2 separate regions of the Homo sapiens genome follow, and region 2 is linked to region 1. A link is an interaction called in ENCODE POLR2A ChIA-PET data of the cell type or tissue named here. Cell type or tissue: MCF 10A. All regions are shown on one strand. Links, peaks and the distances in the headings refer to the core of each region. The heading gives the core; the rest is flanking DNA. Region 1 has its middle 95 kb from the start of HTR5A-AS1. Region 2 has its middle 78 kb from the start of INSIG1.

The links. ChIA-PET counts read pairs that join two places held together with the same protein. Peaks named below come from ENCODE experiments on the same cell type or tissue, not always from the same donor. Only the 100,000 strongest peaks of a DNase experiment are listed, where the experiment ranks them.
Region 2: POLR2A ChIA-PET joins it to region 1 with 5 read pairs; 1 of 35 experiments calls an interaction of 5 or more read pairs at or near these places.

What each region holds. Positions count from the first base shown.
Region 1 is chr7:155,165,214-155,168,021 of GRCh38, reverse strand. No RefSeq gene overlaps it. Among named protein-coding and RNA genes, the nearest start is that of HTR5A-AS1, 95 kb to the right of the region's middle. RefSeq lists an enhancer at 1-345. In MCF 10A, for the core only: no CTCF peak of the experiment used is centred there; a DNase peak (open chromatin) is centred at 1,131.
Region 2 is chr7:155,218,317-155,221,124 of GRCh38, reverse strand. No RefSeq gene overlaps it. Among named protein-coding and RNA genes, the nearest start is that of INSIG1, 78 kb to the left of the region's middle. In MCF 10A, for the core only: no CTCF peak of the experiment used is centred there; a DNase peak (open chromatin) is centred at 1,104.

The DNA.
Region 1 (2,808 bases), core at 193-2,692:
TCCAGATGCAAGTCTCCTACAAGTTTGGGTTGTGTGGTCTATCGGAGCATTTTCCTTCTGAGTCATGGGTTGAAACTCTTTAGGTTGCAGCTGATACAAAACGAACTCACGCTAATGTGTGGCTCGCACCCCTGGGGAGGCCACCTGGGGCTGCATCAGCAGGTGAGGACACGCGGGCTGAGCCATGAGCCTCGTGTGTCAGCTTCATCCCGGGCAGACTTGCTCTACAGGGCGATCGACCCTGGAGCTCAGGCAAGGAGTGGGTCTGGGGCTGGGAGGAGATGGGGTGAAGAAAGGCCTGGAGTGGAGGTGGAAACAATTTGGGAGAGAAGCGGCATTTGTCTACGACAACATCAAAACCTCTAAATGCCATACACATTTAACCACACTGAGCCACACAGTTTATTATTTATCTTTATTTGAATTAATTAATAAGAAAGGGATGTTATGGGGATATCTGTAGACCACTGTAAAAGAAAAAATAAAGAGTCCAGAAGCTTAGCACTGAGTAACAAAATCTATCCCTGGGAATCTGGCACCGCCGAGTCTGGGGAGCTCTTCAGGGCAAGGTTCGGGGGAGTGAACCTGGGGTGGGCTTTTTGAAACCCTGAGCCCACGCAGCGCTTCATCCTCTCCTGGGAGAGCACTCTCTCTGCCAATGCGCCGGCTGGAGTGTGGCTCCCTTGCAGCGCGGGCCTGGGCTGCTTCACCTGCGCCAGGGCGCTGCCTGGAGAGCTTGGTGCTGCAGCTGCTGCGAGGTCACTGGCAGGGTTATGCTGTAGGTGCCCGTGACAGTCAGGCCTGCACTGGAGCCAGCAGCCTCCGGGGCAGGGCAGGGTTCGGAAGGAGGTGCTGGGCGAGACCTTGGCTGAGGGGCTGGTGTCTGGTGTTTCACTAGTCGCTCCAGTCCTGCCAGGTGCTGACAGTCTTCATGCCACGGAAGGCACATGTGCAAGGGATCCATGTCCACATCCAAAAGACAGGGCTTGTAAGCCTAGCCTTCACCCCATAGGAAAGATGTCCATGCGTGTGGAGAAAGCAGCCTACCTCAAACATGCAGAGCACAGGGCCGCGTGCAGGATGCAGGCAGCGTGACTCAACTCAGCTGTAAACAGCCCAGGACGCGGGCAGCGTGATTCAACTCAGCTGCGCACAGCCCAGGACGCAGGCAGCGTGACTCAACTCAGCTGCGCACAGCCCTGCTCGGCAGAACAGTGCAGGCCGTGAAGGCCCTCGGCCCTCAGTGCCTGGCGTTCCTCCCTTATTTGCTCCTTCTTCCTCATTTTCTGGTGGTGAAGGCACCAAAAATCTTCTCAAGTCCCAAACAAGACAGTTTTCTGTTTGAGTGACACCCCAGACCACTTTTGCTGTAATGACAGCAGAAGACATCAAGGCAGAGCTATTCAGAATTTTCCATCCTCACCAAAGCACCCCCTCTTGTTTTTAGAGAGACAGGATCCTGCCACGTTGTGCAGGCTATAAGCACACCACACTGTGCCCAGCCTCCAAGGCCTTTATAGCAACAAAAGTAATCAGATGCCCCAGCGTCCCTTTCACAGGAAAATTGGCTTTGGTTGTTTGGTAGCTAGTCATTCCCTCCTCCTGAAACTGGATAAGTTCCCATATTCCCCTCGCAGGGCGTGTGACAGGTGTATGGCTCCCGTCTTCGGTGCCCGCAGCTCAAACCCCTAGGGGAAGCATGCAGACGGGCAGGTCGTGGGGAGCCTGGGCTCCGACCTCAGGGCAGCATCTAGGGTTGAGTGTTTACAGCTCCCTAAGCCCCAGTGGGCGTGTCACAGTCTGACTTTCAGCTTAGCCATCTGCAAGTGTCTTGTGTTAATCAGCTCAGTTAGACCCTCTGGCTTATCGCAAGGACAGAGGCTTTCTGTATCCCTGGTTCTTTCCTTAGTGTACTGGAAAAATTGGATCACACGTGGGCTTGGAGAATGAGTGTAAGGTTTTACCGAATGGTGGAGATAGCTCTCAGCAGATGCCTGGGGAGCCAGAAGGGGGATGGAGTGGGAAGGTGGTCTTTCCCTGGAATCAGGCCACTCAGAGGCCAGGCTCTCCTCCGACTGCCCCCAGCCAAAGTTCCCTCAGTGTCCGTGTTGTTCCACCATCGATGGCCCGTCGGCGTGTGTGTGTGTGTGTGTGTGTTCTTCTGCCGGTGATTCCCCCTCGACTCCAGCCACTGTGTGTGTGCCCGCGAGGGTCTCAGGGTTTTTATAGGCACAGGATGGGGGGGGGTGGTGTGGCAGGCCAGGGTAGTCTTGGGAAATGCAACATTTGGGTGTGAAAACAGGAGTGCCTGTCTTCACCTAGGTCCGTGGGCATAGGCCTGAAGGTGGAGCCCTCACCAGGACCCCTGCCTTTCACAACCCAGCACTTCCCTGCCCCCCTCCTGTATCACCCCCACCAAAAAATGAGTATTTTGAGACAAGTATAAAGAATTGTTAGATAACGTAGTCAAAATAAAAAGAATGAAACAGGACCCCTATTATAGCAACTTTGGAAGACGATGGCGACTACATACACAATGATGAAAGTGGGTGAGAGATTAGAAGAGGACAGGTGTGAACCCTTAGCCAAACCTTTGCCTCGCTTATTTCCTCTGCGCTCAGAAAACACTCCAGAAAGCTCATGAGGAGGCCTTCCGTGCTGCCAGCCCCTACTTTTAGGCAAAGGGAAACACAGGCCCCAGAGCTCCTGACACAAGGACTCACTGGCCAGGGCGGATTTTCCTTTGGTGGACACCAGCGGGAAGGCTGAGCCTGAAGAAAATGCGCATTTGCTCAGATGATGGTTTGG
Region 2 (2,808 bases), core at 96-2,595, 53 kb before region 1:
TCATTCTTGCAGCTCCCCAGAGTGGGGGCACAGGGGGACTTGCTGCTCCATACTGCTGGCCTCATCTCCTTGAGGCATCTCCCGCCCAGCTTCCTGAACTGGTCTGGTGGCTCTTTCCATTGTTAAGTCTGGCTGTACTGACACAGATGTGGGGTGACTCCCCAAGGTCCACCGGGAAAGCCTGCCCACTCCCGGGATGGCTCTCTTCCCTTCTGATACGGTTTGGATCTGTGTCCCCACCCAAATCTCAGGCTCAACTGACATCCCCAGTGCTGGAGCTGGGGCCTAGTGGGAGGTGATTGGATCACGGGGCAGTTTCTAATGGTTTAGCACCCTCCCCTTGCTACTGTCTCGTGAAAGATTTCTCACAAGATCTGGTTGTTTAAAATGAGGCCCTTCCTCATTACACAGGAGCATGCCCAAGTCCAGGAGGCCAAAGCTCTGGGTTGAGTCTGCCCAGCTTCCGAGTGAGTGAATTCCTGCAGAGAGAGGCGCTGCTGAGAAGCTGGCCCTGCAGGAGGCACAGAAGCCAGTGTGGAGGAGGGGCCAGGCTGGGGCAGGGCTGGGGGCCCTGGCTCCGTCATGTCATGTTGGCGACCACGTGGACTCGAGGGCTAAGCCCAGGTCTCCTTGTCTCTAAGAAGGGGTTCAGAAGCTTGACCTTGGCGGGAGTGAGCAGTGAGTGAGCGGGCTTGCACTGGGCCCAACTCATGACTAGTGAGAGGGGTTGGTGTGCCCTTGAGCTCACATGTGCCTCCTGCACAGGACACCCCCTCCTAGAGCCCAGCCAGCCCGGCAGGAGGGCAGGGCATGTTCAGAGAGACAGTGGCTGAGTGAATGGAGGGCTGGCCCAAGTCACAGCCGGGGGTGCTCACTGAGGCCTGGGGGACTGGGCTTGGAGCGGAGCACCTGGCCGCTGTCCCTTCCTGGGGTTTGCAAAGCCCACCGTCCCACACTGCATCATGCTGTGCTCTGCACCACATGTGTCTGCACTCAGCTGCGGCCACCACTCAGCCCTCTCCTGGCATCGCCTGGGCAGTACCCAGCAGGGCCCAGGCTCGGGGTGGATCTGGATTGCCCAAGGGCACACTGGGGAAAGGCTGCCTTCCTCCCTACGGTGCCAAAGCCCAGAAGATGAGTGAGCTCAGCTGTGATTACACAAGACAGGCCGTGGAGCCAGTAGAATTTTCAATCAAAAAATTAACATCAATGTATGCTTACCATGGAAAATACAGGAAAGAAGAAAAGAAAATTAAAATTACTTTTAGTCTTACCAGAGATAACCAATATTAATACATTGGTGTATTTCCTTCTAATCATTTCTTAGAAGCCTGTGTGTGCACGTGTGTGTTAGAAAATTGGGGATATACTGTAGATGCTTCTGGGGTTTGCATTTTAAACTTTTTTATATTTCAAGTATTATTCCATCATTTTAAATGGCTGCATAATATTTCATCACACATCGGGGTCTGTCAGAACTGATTTAACTTTCATCTATGGGCTTTGAGATCTTTCACTGTTTTTCGCATTACTAAATGTAGGAGTGTTTGGGGGAATGGAATACCTAGCTCAGAGTGGGAGGCAATGAGAAAACATTCTCCGTGTGCTTTTAACAAAATTCATATCAGCTTAAGGAAGAGTTTTAAATACGGTGGAAAGCAAGAGGCAGACATTCGTTAGTAAGATGGTTTCCTAACACTATTTTGAGGGTTTCTGAGACCCTTTGGAGAGGAGCGAACGGAGGGCAGTTGGTGCAGGCTCAGGAATGTTCTCCGGAGGGGCCTGGAGTCCTCACGCGAAGGTCGCCTGAACCTTCTCCGGGGCAGCCCCGCCCCGGTGCACACACATTCTGGGCTTCAGAGGATTAGGACACCTGGCGTCGCTTCCTGAAATTTTCCCATTGAGAGACCTGTCTTTGGTCTTGGGGTTCTATGGGGGCTCCCCAAATCCGGGATTTTTATGTAAATTGTAGCTCTCGTGTTCATTTTTCTGTGTATGCGGCATAATGACAGTCGTTAGATTCTGAAATCAGCCCCTGATCCCCGCACTGAAGAACCCCCATTCAGGCCCTCTTTTACCGTGGAGGCAGGTCACTGGGACGGTGCGTCCAAGCGCTCACATCATGGGGGTAAGTGGGGTGGGGCTGGAGAAGCTTCGGGAAGCATTAAGCTGCTCCTTCCTGAAGCAGTGGAGTTGGGGAGCCATTCCCAAGAGGGGCTCATGGGTGAGCCAAGGAATGCAGGAGGGGGTGCCGTGGGGAGGGACTGTGAGCCAGGGCGTCCAGTTCGGGACTAGGGCAGAGCCAGCAGGCAGAGACCCCAGCGACTCCGAGGACAACCACTGCACTACATCCAGGGACAGATGAGGACTGTGGGGTCCTCACAGGGTATGGGAATTGCAGGGGTGCTGTGCCATGCTGTTCCACACCTCTGTGGCTTCACAAGGGCCTCCTCATTTCCAGAATGTTCCTCCTGTGCCTTCATGGGTAGGTGGGTACCCTGGTGCAGGGTCTCCACTGCAACCTTTGTAGGGACTGACCAAGCTCCTCCTCCATTGGCTGAGAGACGGGGACACAGGGCTGTGCCCAGCTCCTTCCCTCAGCCTGGGGTGCCCCGAGGCTGTCTGGCTCCAGAGTTGCCTGCGGGGTGGCCCCAGGCCTGGCAGGCCCAGGGCAGCTTTACTCCTCCCTCCCTGCACACCTGTTTCCTACCCTTCCCTTTAAGGGCTGACTTGACTTCCATGGACCAACATTTATTAAGAAGCTACTGTGTGTGTTGAGGTGCGTGGTTCCCTGACCTCCATGGATTA